3 separate regions of the Mus musculus genome follow, and regions 2 and 3 are each linked to region 1. The links are chromatin loops, found by intact Hi-C in ENCODE. Cell type or tissue: left cerebral cortex. All regions are shown on one strand. Region 1 overlaps Mtus2 (microtubule associated tumor suppressor candidate 2). Region 2 overlaps Mtus2 (microtubule associated tumor suppressor candidate 2). Region 3 holds the start of Pomp (proteasome maturation protein).

Region 1 (8,000 bases):
CTGATAGTCTGCAAGTGTCACCGTGGGGGTGGGCTTTGAGGTCCTATGCTCAAGCTCCATCCAGTGCAGCAAAGAGCCTCCTCCTATTGGCCTGCAGAAGAGAGTCTCCTTCTGAAGGATTAAGATGTAGAATTCTCTGGTCCTTCAGCCCCAAGTCTTCCTGCACAATGCCATGCTCCTGCCGTGATGATAATGGACTGACCCTCTGAACCTGTAAGCCAGCCCCAATTAAGTGTTGTCCTTTAAAATTGTTGACTTGGTCATGGTGTCTGTTCACAGTAATAAAACCCTAAGACAAGCCGGGCAGTGGTGGTGCACGCCTTTAATCCCAGCACTTGGGAGGCAGAGGTAGGTGGATTTCTGAGTTCGAGGCCAGCCTGGTCTACAAAGTGAGTTCCAGGACAGCCAGGGCTACACAGAGAAACCCTGTCTCAAAAAACAAAACAAAACAAAACAAAACAAAACAAAACAAAACAAAACAAAACAAAACACCCTAAGACACCTGTTTACTGGCTTCAGTCAAGTAAAAGCCTCCTCCCCCATGGTTGCCTGTCACGTAGCAGCATCCCTGGCTTCCTGCTTACCTTCCAGCATTGCAGGGGGAGTTGGATGAGGAGCTCCGTGAGTGTTACGTGGGGTTGTGCCTTTCTTAAAAGAGACGCTGTGTCATTTCAATTTTATCACTCTGAGACCTAGCAGGCATTTGATAAATGCACAATGACTAAAATAATACACAGGACATGATTTGATGAAAAGGTAGCCAAGTTATCCATAAGCCAGGGATCGAAATACCTTCATCATGAAGATTACACAAAATAATATTCATACACATTACAAAGGGCAGAGCTGTGAGCCCAGTACACACTGGGGCTTCTGGTTCCCTTCCCCTGTGCACAGGAGACACGTTTAAAAGCAGAGTACCTAGTTTGGAGCAGCATGGCTCTGGGTCTACACTAACTGAACATTATGTATGTACACAGGTCCCTGGAGCTCAGTAGAGCCAGCCTGCAATACCAGCAGCCAGCTTCACGCCTTCTCCGAGTTCTTGGAGAATGGACAATTTCTCATTGAAGTGCTGAGTTGTGTCCTGACAGTCTTCCTGGCTTTAAGGCATTTGCTCTAGTTAGGTTCCTGTTGTTGTGATAAACGCCCACCAAACCCAGCACGGGATGAATGGAAAGGATTTACTTGGCTTACACATCCACATCACAGTCCGTCACCAAGGAAAGCCAAGGCAGGAACTAAATCAGAGGCCACGGGGAAATGCTGTCCAATGGTTTGCTTTCTCTAAGCTTACTCAGCTACCTTCTTTATAGATCCCAGGATCATCTGCCTAGGGATGGCACCCCTCGCAGTGGGCTGGGCCTCTCGTATCAATTGGCAATTAAGAAAATGTTCCCCATACCTGCCCACAGGCCAATCTGATGGTGGAGACCCCTCAATTGGGACTCTCTCCTCCTAGGTTTATCTAGGCTTGTATAAAGTGGACAAAAGCTGTGACATCAGCTTAGTGTCAACCTGTGTACCTAGGTAAATGATCAAATGACAATGTATGAAATTCTTGAAGACTTAAAAATATATTAAATTATATATTTATTCTGCCTCTTCTTTAATAGTGCTAGCATAGTATATCTTTCTCACCCATTTACTGATTTTTATGTTTAAATTGAGGTTCTTGCAGTTACCATATAGTTGGATTCATTAAATAACTTCTGACTACCCGTGTCTTTTGGGGTTCAAGCTATTCTCATTTAAAGTGGTTATTGATATAGCTGAATTAACCTCTTTGGCCTGTCTTCCATCTCTTGCCTTTTTTCTCTCCGGATACTGGATTTACAGGTGTGGGTCATCTGATTGCAGGTTTGTGCAATATATAACTGCTTTCACAAAGTGACCCCTAGGTGAACGGCATGTGATGCCCATATATCTTGCTGTCTTAGTGATTTGATTATCAGGATCAAGAAGAAAGAAGAAAAGATCTGTGTGTTTCCTATTTGAAACTTAGTTACAATTAAGTTTGTGGAATAAGCAGGTCTGTGTCCCACGGTCAGTGACTATAGAGAAAACACTCTCTTGCTCTCTATAATTCCTCTGACGAAAAGGTAACACTGATGAGACTTTTCAGAGCACAGACGTTCAGTTGCAGACAGTGCCCACTAGGTGGTGCCGTTGCTGCGTCTCTCAGGCTTAGTTCTGAATGGACAGCTTAGTTCTGCTGCCAGCTTTTAAGGAGCCAGGGAAACTTAGTAACTCTTTCCACTTCTATGACACAGGTAGGACACAGGCCTCCTGTATTGCTGCACCAGGCAGTCATCAGTTTGCCCGCGTGGACCACTTCACTAAAAGCTCCCACAATGCTCTCTGCCATTGTCAGCATGGATGTCAGACAGGCCAACCAAACTAGAAGTACTCACATTCCGAATCTTTCAGGGTTTGGCTACTTGGGGCAAATTAAAGAATGAGAAGATAATGGCTGTTAACAAGGTGGAAGGTGCAAAGCATTGTGGTGCCAGATCCAGGGACCCACAAGCATCTGGCTGCTTCTGCTTCCATGGGGAACACACATGGGGTTGTGGCGGGGGAGAGGGAGGGAGGAGCCCCTGGAACGGGATGTCCTTCCGCTGGTGGAATACACCTTCTCTCTTGCCTTCAGAGTGGGCTCATCTGATGAAGCCCTAATTTAAAATCCCACTGCCCGGAACAGCGAGAGCTAGCAAACACTTGCTTGGGGAAAGATTCCTCCATCTTCTCCCCTTTGCTCGACTGAAGACTGGAGAGAGGAGCAGGTGCTGTGAGGCCTTAATGAAGACACAAGGGAGGTTCCTCCAAGAGGAGCCAGCCGTCCTCACCGAGGGGTGTTGTGCTTTCAAACAGCGCCCAAGGTGAGAACTGTATTCTGAAGTTAGCAATGATTCACCAAGAGCTTGGAAAAAGGGAGAGGATCCCTCTACCTGGGAGGCAGACAAGTCTGCTCGGCTTCCCTCTACACTCATCCCAGATCTTGTGGCTCTCCGACCCCTGCACACCCCCGCCCCATTCCCAACGACTCCTCAGAACACTGTATCTCACTTGGTCTGTTTTAAGGGCAACGGGACAAAATGGCCTTAGGGCATTTCCGGCGAGCATCAGGTGTAACTATCCAGCTTTTAATTACTACCTCACTGTTTGTGATTATGTTTTCTCTGCCCCCTGTCTCACGTACAGGGAAGCACGGGGAGGGCTGGTAGGGGAAGGGACATTAATATACGGTGCAAAGACTGTTGGCTCCACTTTGTTCTCATTATGTTGTCCTTAGAGACCTGCATTTCCCTCAGTTTCCCCAAATGTCACACAAGGATGATAGCTATAACAGCTGGAAGAATTCGGTGAGGGTTGGAACAATATCTCCAGACTCTCAGGCATTGACCGTCAGTCAGTCAACAGGGGCTCAGCTGTTATCTGTGAGCCCTGCCTACTTTCAAAATTTCCAAGTCGCCCATGGACCCTTTCACATGGCAGAGGCAGTAGCCCAAGAGCCTCCGCTGTTTCAGGTGAAATATATTAAAAACAACATACAAATCTGGGCTGGAGAGATAGCTCAGTGGTTAAGAGCACTAACTGCTCTTCTAGAGGTCCTGAGTTCAGTTCCCTGCACCCACATGGTGGCTCACAACCATCTGTAATGGGATCTGATGCCCTCTTCTGGCAGTGGAGCGTACATGCAGATAGAGCACTCATACACAAATAAATAAATCTTTAAAAAATACACAAAACTAGTAGAGTAGAATACTAATAAATTTTAAATATAACTATGGGGATTTAAGTTTTTGTTTCTTCCTCTCTTTTGTATTTAGAGTTCGTTTTCACTGCAGTTGATACAGAATGCACGAGAGAAAAAATCTTAAAGAGAGAAAAACAAGAGTCTGTTTCCATAATAAAAGACAGTAAATGCAATGACATTATTATATTCTTTGGAACTAGCTTAGAGGAAAATGAGTTATGGTTGGTGATGTGTATATAGAAAGATAAAGAGGTAGGGGATATGTTCTATGGGACTGTGGTGAGGTGTGGGGGAAGGAGGTGTCCCATGCTGAGGCATCCCTTCCCCCTGAGGAACCAGCCACATGGCGGTATAGTATAGAATAGAGTTTATTCAGGTCATAGGGAGGGGAGCTAAGAGGGAAGTAGAGGTAGAGAAAGGCAGAGAGAGGGAGAGAGAGTAGGGAAGTAGAGGCAGGCCATAGCCATGAGCACATGGAGAGAGAGGGAAAGGAATGGGAAGAGAGGGGGAGCAAGAGAGGGAGGAGGGGGCAAGCAGCCCCTTTTATAGTGAGTCAGGCCTGCCTGGCTGTTGCCAGGTAACAGTGGGGTGGAGCTAACAGTTGAGCTTTGCTGCAGACTGGGGAACTATGGGGCACTGTGGGGAGGTGGAGGATCCTTTGTGATGGCAAAGGCCTAGAGGTATTGTGGTTCCCCTGAGGCAGACCGTGGGGCCTCAAAAACCCTTTTCTTTCTCCTTTTGCTCCCTGGCTTGTGACATGAACGTTTTCTTCTCTGGTATACATCTCAGAATTGCCTCAGGTATTCAGTAATAACAAACATGGAAGACCCACAGAGACACTTCACTGGCATCAAGTCCCACGCCTTTTCTGCCTAATCTATAAGAACTAACAAGCAAAACTCACAGTCTACCACCACATTTGGAGCTAACTATAAAAGAAAAACAAATACTAAGATATTGAGTCAATATAATGCATTGTATTAAAAATAAAATGGAAGCCAGGTGTGGTGGCGCACGCCTTTAATCCCAGCACTTGGGAAGAAGAGGCAGGCGGATTTCTGAGTTCGAGGCCAGCCTGGTCTACAGAGTGAGTTCCAGGACATACAGGGCTATACAGAAAAACCAAACCAACCAACCAACCAAACAAACAAATAAAATGGAAATAAACAAGGCCACATGTTTAAGAATGTGAAGCATTCTGTGTTGTCAAGGACCACTGTCTATGCTATTTCATGAACTTACCACCAGAGGGTGATACAGGGTAGCATTTGGATGAACAACAAGCAAAGGATTCCAGCTTGTCAGTGAGACCCTGGGAAGTGAGCCCAGGAGGGTCACACTCATCACCACATCCCTGGAGGTTTGCAACCATGGCCTTTTGGGTTTTTTTTTTTTTTTTTTGCTTTTTTTCTCCCCTTTGTTGGAAGGCCTGCTTTGCCTGTTGAGGAACATGACTGGCTGCAAGGACAGAGCTGTTAGGTCAGGCAGGTGTGAGGCTATGTTGGCACCTAAGCGTGGCGTTTCAGAATCCCTGGGCTCTGGGCTGAGGCTGTCAGAGCTGACAATTTTCACCATTATTCTACCAGGACAGGGAGTCTATCTGAGCTCCGATGTTCCCAGTGATGAGCTGAATTTCCAGTATGCCCTTCAAGATACATTCAACACTCAGGAAAAATTGACTACAGCAACTGAACTCACTAGACCAGCCAAACCACCGTTGTATATAAAGAGACAGTATCCCTTTTTCATAACGATAGGGGATGGAAATATTTCCTTTTTTGCTTTAGAACTGGGAATGTTTTTATAGTGTACATGAGTTTTCTTCGGGATGGGATCCAAGTCTGAACATGAGATGCATTTGAGATTCTTCACTCTCTAAGCATAAGATAGAGGTAAGTTTATACAATGTTTTAAAGGTGCAGCCAGTCTTAGAAGCTCCAGTGTGGGATTTCACACTTGTGCCCTGTCAGTCCTCAAAAGGTTTCAGGTGTTGGAACATTTCATATTTCAAACATCAAACCAGGGACATATGACCTGTGTAATGAGAGCTAAGTGGCCAGGATTAGTGTCCACTGCCCGCACGTCATACATGTCTAATCCCTACTGAGAGCAGGACCCATAAAGTGGTTTTCCTTGCTCTCACAGAAGACCATTCCTAAGTATTCCCGTGACGTGCCTTTACCCATCAATTCACTACATCCGCACGATGACCTTACAAAGAAGCAGCATCTGTCCTATCAGAAGTGGAGAGGTGCCCAGAGGCATGCAGCAGGAAGGCCACACACATCAGGGATAACGGCACACACACACACACACACACACACACCTTTGCTGCTCAGCAGGCTATGGGCTATATGGGGATAGCCCTACTGGGCTTCTAACTGAACAGCCTTGTGCGTGCCATGGAAGAAAGCAACTTGTGGTCAGCAAAGAGTTTTTCTGAGGCAGAGAACTGCAAAACTATGCGGGTGGAGCCTTAATTCTGGCACATCGGCTTCTTACCTGCTATGGTATCATAAGGTTTAACTTTTCAAAGAATCCACCAGTGCCCTGGGATGTGATCCTAGGAAACAATCATCAAGGCTTTGGTGCCACACTGAGGAGGCCACGTGGGCCATAGGCAGGTAGTGTCACAGTGTAACTATAACTACCCAGCTCAGCAAAGAGGAGCCTAGGCAGGTAGTGTCACAGTGTAACTGTAGCTCAAGGTTCAGCACACACCTTATTTCCTTTTCTATTGAAGATTTGACAGTCCATGAAAAGTCTGTATACAACCAAAGGGAAACTATCCACTCCTTCTGTAGGACAAGCATCCTAGAAGTGTCATGGTTTTGAGACACGAAATCTCAAAGATGCATTTGTAACTTTTATCTTTCGTATAGGAATAGACTGTAGATACTTGTTAACTCTTTGTTGACACCAATACCACCAGTCCAAAACATGGGGAATCTAAATTGATCATTCGTTGCTGGTGTGACAGTTCTTAGTTTCGGAAGAGGCTGGAATCTTGGTACAAATGAATTTGAGCAGCTATCCATGTAGCTGGCCACCCCCCCAAAACAACAGATCGGCAGGTGACTGTGCTAACAGCTTTCAGCAAACAAACAAACAAAAAGACTGAGAGAACAACGAGCAGGTTGGGTTTCTGCACACGAGGGCAGGGAGAGGACAGAAGGGCACAGAACCCCCGTACAGTGCAGCTCAGGTGACCAAGGAAGAAATGCTGTACACCGTGGAACTTAATGTCCTGTTTTACTGACCTGAAATTAGCTAGAGAGGTAGGCACTTCCCCTTCTTCCTGGGGAGGCACTGATACGGTACTTTTACATCTTCCTGTTTCTAGGCACCACGAGGCCAACAAACAACAAACGGGAGCTCAGAGCGCTCACCGGTTGGGTTGCTAGGGTTTGAGTGTGGCTGATCCTCCAAAACCTCCCACTGAAATGTGATAGCCCAGGTACTGCGGAAGGGGGGCCTCGGAAAAAGAATTCATGTCTGCCTCCATTCCCATAGAGTAGTTCCTGAGAGAGCCAGTCAGCATAAGACATTTCACTCGCCTGCCTGCCCAATCACCCACCCCGTTCCCTGTCTTCCACACCCCCCACCCCCAAGGATGGCATCATTTTCAAATCTCCAAAGTAAACCCTCCCTCTCACCCTCGGACACAACCTTCGCATCCAGCAGACGCCAGCCCTCCAGTGACAAGGAACCAGCATTCTGCATTTCTAGAGAAGCAGTGATCCGGAGAGCGCCCTCTAGAGCCCATGCTGAAGGGCTCAGAGGAGGATGCCCCTCAGGCCTGCCTGGGTAAATTTCCCCTCAGCAGCAATGTCTGCTCTTCAAGTCCTCTGTATTTCTTCTTCCTTTTGCGGCCCACCTTTCTCTTTGGTAATCAAGGTGACTTATTCTTCTTTTTAGACTAGTTTTTTTTTTTTTTCCCGGCGAGGTCTGGGCTCCTGGAATATTCTAGAATGCTGCAGGAGATTCCACAGGACCAACACGCCTCCACTCTAGCCCCAAACCCTAATACCACACACACTTCCCAACGCCCATCGTTAGTTCAAGCACCCGTAAACATTCACAGACACAGCCTCACCTTTCCAAAGAAATGCTTAGTAGAGACAGCCAGGGCGTCGAAGCCTTGGATGGCTTTCTTCAGCTCCCTTCGAGCCAGACCCAGCTGCCTGGCCTGCCACTCACACCTGTCCCGCAGTCGCTGGGCCAGCTGCCGCTCCGCCTC
Region 2 (8,000 bases), 150 kb after region 1:
CATGATAACATTAAGGAGGACGTGCTAGTAGCAAGGCTGGATGACCCAGAAAGCATTCTTAGAAACCATCAATTGGGGGAGGGGACTGGAGAGATGGCTCAGCAGTTAAGAGCACTGACTGCTCTTCAAGAGGTCCTGAGTTCAAATCCCAGCAACCACATGGTGGCTCACAATCATCTGTAGTGAGATCCCATGCTCTCTTCTGGAGTGTCTGAAGACAGCTATAGTGTACTTACATATAATATAAATAGATAGATAGATAGATAGATAGATAGATAGATAGATAGATAGATAGGCAGGCAATGATCCACACCAAATTAAAAAGAAATGCAGGGAGAGAGATAGGATGGAGGAAGAGAGGGATGGAGGGAACGGGGAGGGAAAGGGAGGGAAGGAGAGGTGGAAATAGAGGCAAGGATGGAGAGGCTGAAATAAACGGCAATAACACAGCTTGACTGACCAGCAGTGACGAGACCCAAGTCTGTACTGTACTGTCTTGTTAGCAAGACAACCTCTCTCTGTGTATATCGATATATATGTGTATATTGATGTGATGCACGCACACACACACACACACACACCCCTGGAAATCTCAAAAACAGCAATGGAAAGAGATGGTTATAAAATGCATTGGGGGGGAGGGTTATAACTGTCATCCACATTCTTTTCATCAGATTGCATAATAATTTCTCGTGATCAGCAACAGACATTGTTACTTAAACAAAAATTGTTTTTAGCCTCAAACATTACTTTCAATGTAGTGAATTAAAACTAAGAACAGAAATGCAAAACTCTGCCGTGTAGCTTCGTGTAGCTTTCTCTTCTCTGCCTCTCTCAGTCTCTCGTCTCTCTGTCTCTGTCTCTCTCTGGAAATTAATTACTGAGGATGCACTTAAACAGCCAAACCATTGTTTTGAGGCCTCTGGTAGGGATGCAAACTGAGAACTACAGAGAACAAAACACTTACCTCCAGTCCCAACATCAAAAGGAAAGAGTAAGACCCACAACCATCTACAAGGGCACACACCCAGGAACCTAAGACTCCCCCCTGATCCCCACCTTTCAAAGGTCTTAGTATTGACACCATGGAGACGAATCTTCAACACCTGGACTTCAGGGTCTTGTCAAGCTCCCAAATTATGGCACATCCGTCCCCTTGGACTCTACGAAAGCCCCAAGAAAAGGCACTGTGCTGAGGGCTCACACGTACTCACAAACATCCCGAGGCTCCATAGTAACTCACCACCAGAAAGAGGTGTATTAGAGTTTCCAGAACATCCGTCCTCTTTTATAAGGCAATAACAATTATAGATGGGTTAACTAATTGTGTAGATTCTGCAACACAGGTGAACTGGGGCTGTCATTCCTGATGCTTGGCTTTTCTTCATATTCTTCCCCTCCGCAGTCTATTCTGAAGCGACCTTGGCCCACAGGGTCAGGAGGCTAATTATACATATAGATTTAACATATACATATAGTAGGGGGCACTCCTGTACCAGGTTAGAAATTATTCCTCTGCATGTTTCTGGAAGAAATTAGCAATTGAGCTGGCAGGGTGGGGAGCACAGAGGCTTTTCCCAGTGAGAGTGGACATCAGTCAACCTGTTGAGCTCTGGGAAGGACCAGGAGACTTGATTCCCCCTGTTGGACTGCTTGAGCCAGGGATGGGTCTTTCCCTGTGCTTGGACCATCAGCTTCCCTGAATCTCCACCCTGCAGACAGCCATCATCACCGTGATGCTCAGTCTCCATAACCTCCTAGGTTTCAGGGTGACTGAGGCCCTGAAGAAGGATCGAGAGACGGAAGAGGGCTCGTAGGCAACAGTGAGACGCTGAGACTGGATGCGGTGGCAGGAACATCTGCAAGTCAGAGGACACAGACTGGAACCTGGCTCTGAGCTAGACTCGGGAGGACTGTCAGCCATAGTGCGGTAGAAAGAGCCACTACTTCCTAATAAGTCTTTTCTTTCTCATTGGTTCTGAGTCTCTGAGAAACCTTAGCAAAGGCTGGGCTTTAGTAAAATTACCTGCAAAGCCTCTCCTGTTCTCCATTCCTACCTCTGCCCTCATCTTGGCTGGGCTCTCCTTGCTAGCATCCTAAAACAGCGTCCCGAAGAGGACCCCTTGTCTTACCCCTTCTCGCCAAACCATCTACTCTTGTTCTCCCAACTTCCATCCAATCTCACCTTCTAAAAAAAACAAGTATGATCTTGTCTGTCCTTATGTCAAACCATTTGGGGACACAATCTTGCTTTTGAGGGGAAAGGCTGAGTCCTTACCACAGTTTGGATCTCCCCAGTTTTCTCCAGTCTTGTTCTCTTCCTGCCCCAGTGGTTGACATTGAAGCCACAAAAGCCTTCATGTGAACCATCCCTTGGGTCTGGACCACACTCTCTTCCACTTGTGTCATGTCCTCATCCCTCACACCATACCTCAGACCTATGGCATTCTCTCTCTCTCTCTCTCTCTCTCTCTCTCTCTCTCTCTCTCTCTCTCTCTCTCTCACACACACACACACACACACACACACACACACACACACACACACTCATGCTGGCACATACACATAAGAATAAATGAATAATAAAATATTTAAAGATACCAAAGGAAAAGCTAAGGGGAGTCCTTGCCCTGTGTGTATAAGGCCCCGGGGTCAATCTCCTGTAAAAGAGAAATAAAAAGATGCCAAAGAAACTGCAATTAGGCCATGCTCCCTTCTACCATCACACAGGTGTTTCCCATCTGATTCAACCCACATTGCAGATACCACAGTGAAGCAGAATTTCGGTGTCAATAAATTGCTCTCTTAACCCAGGAACCAGCACCCTGCCCGCTCCTCTCATTCCTTTTTTTACTCTATTCCCCTCTCGTTTGCATTAGAAGAGTCATTGCCTTTGCCTCATATCTCAAGATGCATCCTTCTGCACGTGGCCATGTTCCCATCATTCACCAGTCCCCTGGGGATGATTAGCGCCAAGTTCTCTCCCAGTGCCTCCCTCTCTTTCCTATTCCAGATCATTTGCAGTAAGCATCTCCTCCCACGCTCTGAAATGCAGCCTAGTCCACCCCCGCCTCCAGCTAGCACTCCTGGTTCTTTTCTGCATTTGCTAGTATTTAAAAATCATTCTCTTCTGTTCGTATTCCCTCACTTTTCATTCATGCATCACCCTGCTAATATGTGACTTCCACCCCTGCGTTTGACTAAAAGTGTTCCCTCAAAACTAGGTCACCAACTGCTGCCTAATTTCCAGTCTCAACAGTCTCTTGGCATTTTTTTGCTTAGCCTGCCTCCTATGAGACCCCATTGGTCACTTCCTCCTTCTAGTCCCGCCTCCTATGAAACTGCTACGGTCACTTCCATGTTGGTCACTTCCTCCTTCAGATGCTCTGCTGAAGACCCCCACGCTGCCCTCTCATGGTGTCTCCTTGGCCCCTCCCCCAGGGCTCTGTCTCCTGCTGACTTCCTGCTTCCGGTGCCTCTGAAATGGATCACCCTCCTTTCTTGCCCACCTCCTCGATTTTCCTTGTCTCTTTTTCCCCTGAGTCCGTTCATCCTTTCTCACTGCCTCAGTACACATCCACAGGGCAGTCGCCCCACACTGAATCCTCGCCTAAGGTTTCTCTGTAGCCACAATTACTCGTTTTAGACATTTCTGTCTCATGTCCAGAGGAACTTCAAATTCCCATGTGTGAGTGAACTGTCCGCCATCACCACCAATGCGTTCACCAGGATCCCTGTAGAGCTGGAGTCCCATAAAGGATCTGGATCGTTCCACTCCTACCGATGGCCCCTCTCTTTCCATCTTTACACCTTCCCAACCTGATAAACCCCCTACGTATCCTTCAAAATGCAGCACAACTCACCCTGTCTACAGCTTCCCTCCCTTCCCTCCCGACCCGCCCTACCTGCTCACACGGGCAAGCCTGCAGTCCATTCTCAACAGGTCACTATCAAATACCTACCACATCTATGGCAATTACTAATTTTACTCTTTGTATCCCACAATGTCCAGAACTGTATCATTTGTGTACCAGAACACAGACTAGCACCCAGCCTATAAATAGGTTTCAGAGAAACAAGAACAGGGCTGGCCACCTCAAAGGTTCTCAAGAAACAGTGGCCATTCAGCCAATTACAGCCCAGGGGGCAGCCGCTGGTCTTGGCAGACAGTCTGGTTTTGTCTGTCTGTACTTCACACTTGCAGAGTCAAGTGACTTCGGCTGAACTGGAAAGCTAACATATTTAACTCCCAGCCCTTGACCGGTCCGCCCTAGTTCAAAAGTTCCCAAAAGCTTGTCAGTTCTTGGTGACCATGGAGAAACACCAAGAACTGCTGCAGGGTAGCCATAAGCCATCAACTCAACAGATACAGAGCTTCCTCCTGTGTCTTTGAAAATGGTATTTCTAACTCATTCTTTGAAAAAACGTCAAGCACGTATACAATATATTTTGATGACATCCATCCCCTGCTACCTCCCTTCAACTCTCTGCCAAGACTCACCAACACGCTTTTCCTTTATAAAAAGTATTATTAAGAATGCATTGAGTCCAATTGGTGCTGTGTATATAAGCATGGGTGTGGGCTACCCACTGGGGCAACCCTCCAGTAGTCATAGACCCCAAATAAAAGGGCACCTCCCCTCTCAGCAGCCATCAGTGGCTAAGAGCCCCATAGCTATTAGTGGAGACACCATTGCCAAGTGGCATGTAGATAGTGTCAATGAAGTAACCCAGGAGTTGCTGTGATCATGGTGCCTCTTCAGAGCATTAGAAACACAAACTAAGACAGACCCTGAGAAACACTCCCCGCCCTCACACTAACTTGTGCAGTGCAGACTCTCAACTCAAAGCTACAGTGTTCACAAAGGCAAGGTGTCCAGGCTAGGTGAACAGAAAGATGCTGCATCAGCTAAGAGTGCTGGCTGCTCTTGCAAAGGACCAAGGTTCAGTTCCCAGCACCCAAACAGTGACCTCACAACCATCTGCAACTCCAGTTCCAGGAAGATCTGATGCCCTCTGCTGGCCGCTGAGGCACGGACATACATGCAGGTGAAACACTCATAGGCATAAAACATAATGTGAAAAATGAAGTGTGTTGTTATAGAATCTGGAAAATATGAAAAGTATAAATAACATATTCATATTCTTATATGAGAGCTCTCATATTATGCTGTCAGGAGAGAGCAGCTTCCTCAGACCTCCTGTACCATGGCCTGTGTTCACAACAGAGGATCCTGGCAAGTCTCTAATCCCTCAAGGTTTCTAATTCCTCACCAACAGACAAAGCAACAACAAAAATTCCTTAAACTCAGCCTGGCCCTGAAATTTCCTTACTATCCGGCTCCAGCTTACCTATCTGGTTTTGTTTTGGGTGACACCCAGTTCCCTTCCCCCAACACTCCCCTCCCACCTACAAAAATGGCCTGATTCTTGAAAAACTCCAACTCCCTTCTTACTTGGGCCTTCATACTGCACTGAGTCCATCCTATGAGGTCATTCAGGCCATGCCCCAGTTCCTCCAGGAAGCCTTTCCATGGGTACCAGTCAGGATAAGCTGTCCCCATCCAGTTCCCTGCTTTAAATGCTGTGCCACAACACACACACACACACACACACACACACACACACACACACACACACACACACTGCTCCGCACAGACCCAGTGCTGGGAGCAGCTCCCTGACAGATTCTGTGGGCACCCTCGTCTTCCCTAGTATCCAGCTGGGCTCGGATCTGAGGAGGCTGAGGAAGGTCCTGCTGTCATCAGAAGAAACCCATGCAGAGCTCCCCCACAGCTTCCAAATGCACCCTAGCTTTCTTATGCCAAGCAGAAGATTCAAAAATGCTCATTTGTCTCAGTATTATCTTGGGAGAGAAAAATAACATTTTCATTTTAGACTTCTTATCAGAGATACTGAGCACTGGCCTATATTATGCTAAATTTGTAGCGGCAGCTGGACAGGGCTGGTTTAAAAGATTCTAATTCCATTTATTTGCTTTTCAAAACACGTTAATAATTTCTCCATTTTAAAACTTGGTGAAATTTACTCTGTTTTTTTTTTTTTAAGTCCCTGAAAGAAAGGCTGCAGGGGATGTCAAACTCCAAAATAAATTTTATTTTAATAATCAGAATCTATAGCACAGTTGTCTATATCTTGAGAGAAAGTTTTCCAATTTAGCTGATTCAATTTCTCTGGCTATTTATAGAATGAGGTTTTATCGTCCATCCTTCAGAAAGATTTTGCTTTCAACGCCTCAACTGCTCCTAACAGAAAATATTACATTCCATTCTAGCATTGCCTCATATAAAAGCACTATGCTTTCAGGGAAAAAAAATATGTATTTCAAATACATTTACCATGCAGGCAAATTACATTTCGCCACACTGTACACTGGGTAGGCTAACAGGTTCTGCATGTTGGGGGCCATTAAAGATTTGTTTTTGAGGAAAGAATACAAAACATATAGAGCTTTTAAAAAAGACAGTGTTGAGAAGCAGGGTCTTCTCATGTTCCAGACATGGAGGCTCTATTATAAACTGCTCTACAGACAACCATGGCCCCCAGCGCGAGCAGGCTTCATGCTACACGGAGGGCTGTGAAGTGCCCTGAGCTCTTGACTGCTCATGCGTCTTGAGTTTCACTCTCAGAAAACAGAGAAAGTTCAGTGGAGTTTTTGATTTTTGTATTTTGTTTGGTGTGTGTGTGTGTGTGTGTGTGTGTGTGTGTGTGTGTGTGTGTGTTTTCAAGACACGGTTTCTCTGTGTTGCCTGGTTGTCCACTGTAGATCAGGCTGGCCTCAAACTCACAGAGATCCACATGCCTTTGCCTCTCGAGTGCTGGGATTAAAAGCATGGGCCACCAGTCCTCAGCTCAAAAGTTCGGTTGTAAGCATCACTGTGGAGTCAGAAAAAGTTAGAGCCTCAAACAAAACAAAACAAAACGAAATGGAAACAAGACAACAAAAACAAACAAACAGAAATGATTTAAGAAGAAAAGAGAGCCCCTGGGTTCATTGATTCTTTATGTAGTCACATCAAGATCTGTAAATCTTAGGACATTGCCTTAGCTATGAGACAAATGCTTGAAGGAGCTGCCTTGTGGGATGGTGTGGACTGACTGTGTGTCCACTTCTTTCAGGCCATCACAATCTACCTAATGCTGCCTGCAAAATCAGCCACGGGATGGAAGCACTGAGGACCTCACCTGACTCACATGGCGCTCACCAGGCTACTGGGCATTTAAGAGGCTTCCTATCTGAGCGGGGGGGGGGGGGGGGGGGGGGGAGGAAATATAGCTAATGTGTTATAACTCACGGATCAAACCGATTCATAGATTTTAGAATGCAAGGGCTCACTTGACATTGGAAATATGTAAATGCTAGGTCACATCGTGAAACATCCATCCTGCTCCTAGTTCCAGCTCTCTCTCTGCCAGTGCCATGCTGTTCAGACCCTTGTGTGGCCTCCTAAAACAGATCCGACAAGGTCCAGGAGATGTGACAGAGAATCTGAATCTATACGGGTATGAATGGCGGCTAAACGCAAAACCACACCCACGCACAGACATGTATCAAAGACAGCCTTCAAACATCATGGGAAAATAAGCACCACGTGATAATCGGGACTTGGAAGCATAAACACAGACGTGGGACCTCATATTCGATACAGGAAAGCCACAGGAGGCTAATAGTTTCTGTGATGACGTAAGGGACATCCTACCCAAGAACCATTAACAACATGGAGACTGCCGTGAACAGATAGGAAACAAGAACCATCAAAATGTGGGCAAATACAAGCAATGGATGTTTTCAGAAACTGCGCAAGAGCCCTTGCGGGGTCGTGACCCTCGAGGGAATAGAACAGGAGCAAAATTCACCTGAGAGCCCGTTTCTAGGCTGCAGCACTTAAAGGGGAGGAATGTGAACAGCGGAGGCACTAAGGTGGGGGCTTTGGATGCTCAAGACATCTTCTAGGTTGTATGAGACGGGGGGGGCGGGG
Region 3 (8,000 bases), 380 kb after region 1:
GAGTGGCACTATTTGGAGGTGTGGCCTTGCTGGAGTAGGTGTGTCACTGTGGGCCTGGCCTTTTTAAGACCCTACTCCTAACTGCCTGGAAATCAGTATTCTACTAGCAATCTTCAGATAAAGATGTAGAACTCTCAGCTCCTCCTGCACCATGCTTGCCTGGAAGCTGCCATGTTCCTGCCTTGATAATGGACTGAATCTCTGAACCTGTAAGCCAGCCCCAATTAAATGTTGTTCTTCTATGAGTTGCCTTGGTCCTGGAGTCTGTTCACAGCAGTGAAACCCTAAGACAAAGGCTTTGCAAACGTGGATGCTAGCTCAGTCCTCTATCTATAATAAAGCCCTGATAGTAATGCCACTGAAAAGCTGTGCAATATTTTTACCATTTAACTGTTCCCACTGAGTTTCATTGTTTATTTTGATGTCTTTCATGGGTTCTCATGTAAATTAATTTTTAAAATATTTATTATGTGCATGGATGTTTTGCCTGTATGTCTGTCTTTGTAGCACCTGTGTGTCTGATGCCCTTGGAGAACAGAAGAGGACACCAGATTCCCAAGACTGCAGTTACAGACAGTTGTTAGCTGCTATGTGGGTGCTGGGAAATAAATCCCAGTCCTCTAGAAAAACTGCTAGTGCTCTTAACCACTGAGCCATCCCTCTGTCTCCTAAATCTTCTAGTAAAAATGTTTAAGTTATTTTACAAGAACTCAACAAGCATGTGTTTAATATTACTGCCACTTTGATGGGATGCTGCTCCTAAGACAGGCTAGCTAAGACTCTTCCTTCAGTGCTGTACCTTTATAAAGACATGTCAAACCACATGCTTAAGAGACCCACAGTTAGGACCCGACCACGGTCACTGTCCTGCTAAGTACTGTCTAAAGCAGGGTCTGAGGGCCCCAAAGCCTACAAGCCCTGCCACAGCCACCCACTGAGCACTGTGAACAGATCGCCATCAGAGAGGGAGAACATGAAAACGGCCTTCCTGTGCAGTCTCCCTGTACAATTGGGGAAAAAAAATGACATTTCCTGGAGGGGTTCGGTCGTTGGTGGGGCTCAGCAGGACTAGCTGGTGGCTAGCCTATTAATTTTCTTTAAAAACTGTCTGTGCATGTTTGCCCTGGTTCCCACAGAGGCCAGAAGAGGGCATCTGATTCCCTGGAAATGGAGTTACAGGTGGTTATGAGCCTCCATGGGGCTGCTGGGAACTAAACCAGGGTCCTCAGGAAGAACAAATACTATAACTGCTGAGCCACCTCTCCAGCCCTCAGCCTATTAATTTTACTACAGATCAAATTATGACTCCAAGAGGCCATATCCTGTGTCTTTCCTACTAATCCAAAATGGACTATGTATGTGCCCAGACCTCAGCACCAGGATGCCAGAATGCCACTCTACTGCAGGAAAAGTCAGCATTTTCAGTTAGGATGGAAATACACTGGAAGTCACATCGACCTTGTATTGTATGAGCAGAAAAGTGATGTGCCAGGGGCAGACGACTGGAACAGGTGTCTAAAGAAGGAAATCACAGAAGCAGGTAGGACAGGGAGCTGGAGAACACAAACAAAAGCAGCCACCACGAAGTGCCAGAGCGAGCTGGGCACACGTGCGTGTTCTCGGGTACTGACTCCCTTGCTCCGACTGTGTAACACAAGTACTGTTCACTCTGGTCACCGACTGGAACGCTGAGCACCTGTCACAAGACGTCGTCCAGGGGACAACAGAGCTGGGACCCAAAACCAAGCAGCCACAGCACGTCATCCTTTCTCTCTCCGTCTCTGCCTCTCTCCCTCCCTTTCTGATTCTTATTGACAATAAGAGTTTTCTCAAACCTCTACACACACAGTAATCTCATAAAAACACAAAGCCAGAAACCACAACATATAAACAAAAGATCTCTAAGTTAGAAAAAAATGAAGTTCCACTGAGCTTGTCTGGCCTGCCCTTACGTGTAGCGTCTAGGTTATGGACGGGGGCTTTTGTCCACTTCCTGCCTAAGCACTGGTACCCCATCTGGCTTGTGCCGGCTCTGTGCCTGCTGCCTGCCACAGGCTTTGCAAGTTCATGTTTGCTTTAGCACTGCTGTGTCAGGAAAGAAGGCCTTGTTTCCTCGGTGTATACCCACCATCCTTTCTCCCCCCCCCCCCCCCCCCCCCCGACCCCGTCTCTCAGGGGTGGGGTGGGACGGGGTGAGGGAGACTTTTCAAGACAGGCTTTCCATGTAGCCCTGGCCGTTCTGGAACTCACAGGACAGTTCTGCCTCCCAAGTGCTGGGATTAAAGGCATGCACCACCGCCACCCAGCCACCATCCTTTCTTAAGGAGGTGTGTGTGTGTGTGTGTGTTTCATGTATGCCAGGTCTGACATTCGGAGATTCTCCTGTGTGTGTGTGTGTGTGTGTGTGTGTGTGTGCGTGTGTGCACGTGTGTGTGTGTGCTCGAGTGTGTGTGTGAGTGTTTCATGTAGGCCAGAGTGTGTGTGTGTGTGTTTCATGTAGGCCAGAGTGTGTGTGTGTGTGTGTTTCATGTAGGCCAGAGTGTGTGTGTGTGTGTTTCATGTAGGCCAGAGTGTGTGTGCGTTTCATGTGTGTGTGCGTGCGTGCATGTGTGTGTGTGTGTGTGTGTGTGTGTTTCATGTAGGCCAGAACTGACATTCAGTGGTGCTTCCCCTGCTGCTCTCCGCCTTATGCTCTGAGGCAGGCTCTCACTGGCACAGTGACCATCAACTGGCTAGGGTGACCTGCCCTTAAATGGGTGTTGGGGATCCAAACTCAAGTCATACTTGCCCAGTCCTTTGTTAACCACTGCTATATAAATGCTATATTTTCGTGTCTCCTGCAGTCAGTAGCATCGAGAGGTCAACGGCTGAGTTACGAGCAGTAAGAATCCTACTAAACTAAGGGCTAGGGCTATAGATCTCAGAGGTAGAGCGCTTGCTTCCCATTATACGACACCCTAGGTTCAAACTCCAGGGCTAGCTCCCTCATCAAACGAGCCCAGAGAATCCTACCAATAGTCCCAGACACTAGGAGGACCCCCTTCCTGCAAGCCCGCATGCTGTTATTCTGCTACAAGAGTTCTCCAGCTACAAGGAACATGCAAGAATCAAATACACATTTACAGCCTTCCAGGGAGAGCACCTTGGAGAGAATCCACAAGAAGCGCTTCGTGAGAACGAGCGAGACACAGCCCCAGCTCCCCGACATACCCTTTCCGGAGAAGATCGTGACTCTCGAAAGGCCCGCTGGCTGAGAGCTCCGCGACTGGAATACTGTCCTTCAGCTCCGACCCAAGACCTCTGGCGTTCTACAACACAAAGTCAATGCGCTGGTTAGAGGACAGAGGCGCTAAGAACCGTGCCCTTAAGGAACCCAGGATCTACAGAGAGAGCCTTAAGTGCTGCGGTAGCCAGCGCACGGGGTACATTGAGCACCGCATCCGAAGGTAGAAAGACTCCTGCTCTGACTTCTAAATGTGGCAGCAGGGAGAGCATCGTATGAAGAAAAAGAAAAGGAATGAAGACAAACTACGGCCAGTTTGAGATGACTGACATGATTGAAGGGGTAAAATTCAAAGGTGGACAGTCGTATGTACCAAAAAACTTGAGCTTTACCCTAATCTTGGTATGATCAGCCAGATCTGCTTCACTGGAAAGAACCTTCCCATTGGCTGTAGTGTTTTAACCCAATGAAAAGGCTGAGGACAGAACCCCAGGGAACAGGCAGGTCAAATATAATACCAGAGGTGGAATTACGGCATGACACCTAGACATGAGGTCATAGGATCTGACAGAAAGGGGGAGGAGCTGTCTTCTATGATTAAAAATAAATGCAGCTAGTTGAAACAGTGCAAAAGGCTAAAAACAGCTCCTTTGGAACTGTCACTGTCACCCGACATCTGACAGCACAAACTGCTTAGATACAGGTGACCTGGTCTCTGTTACTAGTCTAGACCAAACAATTCTGAGAAAGCAGCTAGTTGATAGACTTACTTCACCTGTGTATTTGACCTGGCAGCTCGCATGGGGGGGAATGTCAGCAGCCCCAACTGGGTCTTGCTTGAGCCTCACCAGTCTCCCCAATTCTGCACAAGGTTTCCCCAAAACACACCACCTCACCAACAAAATCGCTAACAATCTCCTTCTAGACCTCATTAACATCTGAGAAATAGAGTTCGGGGCTCCAACTCTATAATTCAAGGGCCTGGTACTGTTGGTGTCCCCACTCTTCACACAGGAAACCACGGGGATCAGGAAGACAACAGGTAATCTATCCTGGACAGTCACCTACTCCGTGACTGCCAGTCAAGCACAGACTTCCAGGACTGGCCCTGTCTATGATTATAGCTGTCCCAATGCTGACTGACACCACTACAGTACAGTGTTCTCCTGGGGACAGATGTACTGAAAAGCACCAAAGGAGAAGTTTCGCTACACACAAAGGGGAAATTCTGAACTCTAGTATTGCTGTTACTATCGTCCCGGTGTCCTTTTGTAAAATATGAGGACTCCTTAAGGTTCTAGTTCAGTGTCAGATACAAGTTAAGTCTATGAAGACCTAAAAACCATTCATATTTCAGCGTTTCTCACATTCCTTTACACTGGTTAGCGGTCTCTGCCAATCCAAGCTTTCTGGACGTGGGCAGATGGCGTGCGGAGGAGTGCCATAGTGACTCAGGACTATGCTCAAAGAGAAACAGAAAGTGGGGCAGGAGGAGAGGCCAGAAGGGGAGGAGAGGCCAGAGGGGGATGCGAGGGAGTTCAAGCACTAACTATACGAACAAAACGGGAGCGACACATGGCACACAGAGAGATGTTTGTAAACCGAGGCTGAGCTGTACGAATGCAACGGGCGGTCGTGCGCCTTGGCGGGTGTAGGGGTGCAGTCACCCTAAGGGAGAAGGCACGTGGCGTGTCCCAACACGCACACAAGGCTTGGCTTTCGGAGGTGCCCAGTGCATGGAGTGCATCCGCCTCCACTGCTGGGAAGGGGCGCTGTGGCCTGGGAGGCCCGGGGAACTGACCCGCGCCGTCCGATCGGAGCCAGGACCACCCGAGAGAGTGCAGCCCGGGTCCCGCCCACGTCAGACACCCGCCGGGACCGGGCAGTCGCGATCGTGCCCGCACCACGAGTACCCGCCGCGACGGCGGCCCTCCGCGCTCACTCACCATCTTTGAAACAGCTCTGTGAGATCTATAAACCTGCTCGAGTCCGCCGGCCAAACCGCTCACTTCCGTTTCCGGGGCCGAGACGCCCACCCCTCCGCCCCATCCGCCGGAAGTGCGTCCTTCCGGCCAGGAAGGAAAGGGGGCGTGGGAGGAGCAGGGAGTAGCGTTGGGCCGGGGCTCCCACGCTCGCTGTCCCCCGGTGAGCGAGGGCCAAGGGCGCAGCTCGGGTGTGCACTGGCCCTGGCCTCGCGGGACGGTGTTAGATGGGCGTGTGCAAATGCACAGACTTCCCACGGGCCATCCAAGGACGCACGGTGGTGATTTACATAAAGTCCTTCTGCTGAGTCAAAAGTGGGACAACAGGCCTTTACGGTTTTATAAATCGAAGGTCCGAGGCTGGGTATGTGTAGAACCTAAGGAAAGGACCAAGCTAGCTTAGGCACCGAGCCTCAGGCAGAGGCGGGCTCCAGGGTTGTGGGGTGTGGATATTTCCGAACTTGGGGGGCAATCACAACCTGAGTCCCAAGTCAGGTCTGGCCACCGGTTCGTTCATAATAAGCAACTTAAAAGCGGGAGGCAGAAGGCGGCGATATGGTCAGTGTGGCCAGACTGGAAGACAGCAAAGACTTGGGAGGTTCCCTGGGACTAAGTCCTTTTCGGTGACATGGGGGTGGTGGTGGTGACAATTTTAAGTCAGGGTCATCAGAGCTAACGTATGTCAGGCTCTTAGAATTACAAATAACGTGGTTCTACATGTTGTACATGAGTCATCTCCCTAAGTCTTTTCATTAAGCTTTTTTTTTTTTTTTTGTTATTCGAGACAGGGTTTCTCTGTGTAGCCCTGGCTGTCCTGGAACTCACTCTGTAGACTAGGCTGGCCTCGAACTCAGAAATCCGCCTGCCTCTGCCTCCCAAGTGCTGGGATTAAAGGCGTGCACCACCACGCCCGGCTTTTCATTAAGCTTTTTAAAATTAATTTTTAAAGGATTCCTCTAAAACGTTTTGTTTGACTGTCTGCGTGTGCATCAGGTGTGTGCCTGGTGCCCTCACACTCTTTTGCAACATTAGCGGTGTTTGCCAACACGAAAGAGTCTTAGGGTCTTATAGGACTGGAGTTATAGGTAGATGGTTGGGAACCACCCTCTGGGTGCTGGGAAAGGGACGCAACAGATGCTCTTAACCGCGGAGCCATCTCTCCAGCCCTGTTGCTCACATTATGAGAGTATGGCATAGCACGAAGGAGAAGAAGACAAAACAGGTCTTAGCTGTGCTGGCCGGAGGATGAGGCGGCTGGTCACTTGGGTTCTGCAGTCAGAAGCAGAGAGAAATGAATGTCGTCCTCTTGTTTTTGTCTTGTTACTCAGCCTAGGACCCCAGCCTATGGGATGGCGCCTCCCACATTCAGGGTACATCATTTTTAAAATGATGTAAATGACTTCACTGATATGCCCAGACTGTCTCCTCTCAGAGAACCCGGGTTCCTTTCACATCACTCTCATCAGGAGGCTCAAAGCCATCTGTAACTCAGCTTAAGACGATCCAATGCCCTCTTCTGGCCTTGAACTGTACTCATGTACACAGATACATAAAACCAAAGACCATCACCATACCAACATGTCTTTGGCCTGATCCCATGAGCCCTTTCTTTGTTAAGTGCATTTAAGATATCTATTTACATATCTGTTCCTCCAGGAAAATTCCAGCATCTCACACGTAAGGAAATTCCTTTTTTTATAATTTCATTGCCCAGTACTAAAAGAAATGTTCAGCAAGTGTTCAGGACTGACTCTGTATCACTCAGCATGTGCAGTCAACAAACATTAAATGATTATGTTTTTGAAGTAGGATTCCAGTAGCTCACACTGCCCACCAGCTCACTCTGTGTCTGAACGTGAGTGTGTACTCATAATCCTCCTGTCTCTGTCTCCTGAATCTACCATTACAGGCATGGGCCATGATGCCCTGAGATTTTTTTTTCTTAAGCTGCAGTTATAAGGGCTAGAAAAATGAAAAAAGATCTATGTTCAGTTCCCAGCATTTTCTGATTTGGGCTCAATATGCACACACACACACACACACACACACACACACCCAGTTCATTGTTTGCATGGGCAGGTCTAATAATTCTCCTTTACATACGGTGATGGTTTGTATATGCTTGGCCCAGGGAGTGGCACTATTAGGAGGTGTGGCCTCGTTGGAGTGGGTGTGGTCTTGTTGGAGTAGGTGTGTCACTGTGGGCATGGGCTTAAGACCCTCACCCTAGCTGCCTGGAAGCCAATCTTCTGTTAGCAGCCTTCAGATGAAGATGCAGAACTCTCAGCTCCTCCTGCACCACGCCTGTCTGGATGCTGCTGTGTTCTTGCCTTGATGATAATGGACTGACTCTCTGAACCTGTAAGCCAGCCCCAATTAAATGTTGTCCTTTTTTTTTTTAAGATTTATTTATTATATGTAAGTACATTGTAGCTGTCTTCAGACACTCCAGAAGAGGGAGTCAGATCTCATTACGGATGGTTGTGAGCCACCATGTGGTTGCTGGGATTTGAACTCCGGACCTTCGGAAGAGCAGTCCGGTGCTCTTACCCACTGAGCCATCTCACCAGCCCAAATGTTGTCCTTTTAAGAGTTGCCTTGGTCTTGGTGTTTGTTCACAGCAATGAAACCCTAACTAAGACATACTTTACTACCAAATGAGCCAGCTCTTATCCTTTGACTATTGGCCCAGTGAGTCTTAAAGTCGTTGCCTTAAGTAATGGTGGCTTAAGTCGTGGTGGCCAAACACAGGACCATTTATTTTAACACTTAAAGCAATACAGTGTAGTATTTGG

What was found. Hi-C counts contacts between places; a loop is a spot of excess contacts. Peaks named below come from ENCODE experiments on the same cell type or tissue, not always from the same donor. Only the 100,000 strongest peaks of a DNase experiment are listed, where the experiment ranks them.
Region 2: it touches region 1 in a loop (2.1-fold over the local background); 11 of 42 quality-filtered maps call a loop at or near these places.
Region 3: a loop joins it to region 1, with 3 times the contacts of the local background. A loop is called at or near these places in 7 of 42 quality-filtered maps.

What each region holds. Positions count from the first base shown.
Region 1 is chr5:148,236,334-148,244,333 of GRCm38, reverse strand. It overlaps Mtus2 (microtubule associated tumor suppressor candidate 2), which reads right to left. Exons shown (of 15, transcript NM_001359503.1): 7 at 7,857-8,000. Among named protein-coding and RNA genes, the nearest start is that of Gm46928, 90 kb to the right of the region's middle. In left cerebral cortex, CTCF peaks have their summits at 2,156 (motif pointing right), 3,693 (motif pointing left), 4,998 (motif pointing right) and 7,525 (motif pointing left); DNase peaks (open chromatin) are centred at 2,165, 5,018, 5,373, 7,451 and 1 more place.
Region 2 is chr5:148,085,726-148,093,725 of GRCm38, reverse strand. The region is part of intron 3 of Mtus2 (microtubule associated tumor suppressor candidate 2); the gene reads right to left. Among named protein-coding and RNA genes, the nearest start is that of Gm46928, 60 kb to the left of the region's middle. In left cerebral cortex, a CTCF peak has its summit at 5,008 (motif pointing left); DNase peaks (open chromatin) are centred at 3,058, 3,505 and 5,713; H3K27ac peaks cover 1,824 bases.
Region 3 is chr5:147,857,861-147,865,860 of GRCm38, reverse strand. It overlaps Pomp (proteasome maturation protein), which reads right to left and starts at 5,233. Exons shown (of 6, transcript NM_025624.3): 1 at 5,170-5,233; 2 at 3,211-3,308. The coding sequence starts at 5,172. In left cerebral cortex, a CTCF peak has its summit at 4,677; DNase peaks (open chromatin) are centred at 4,658, 5,261 and 5,712; H3K4me3 peaks cover 2,245 bases; H3K27ac peaks cover 1,937 bases.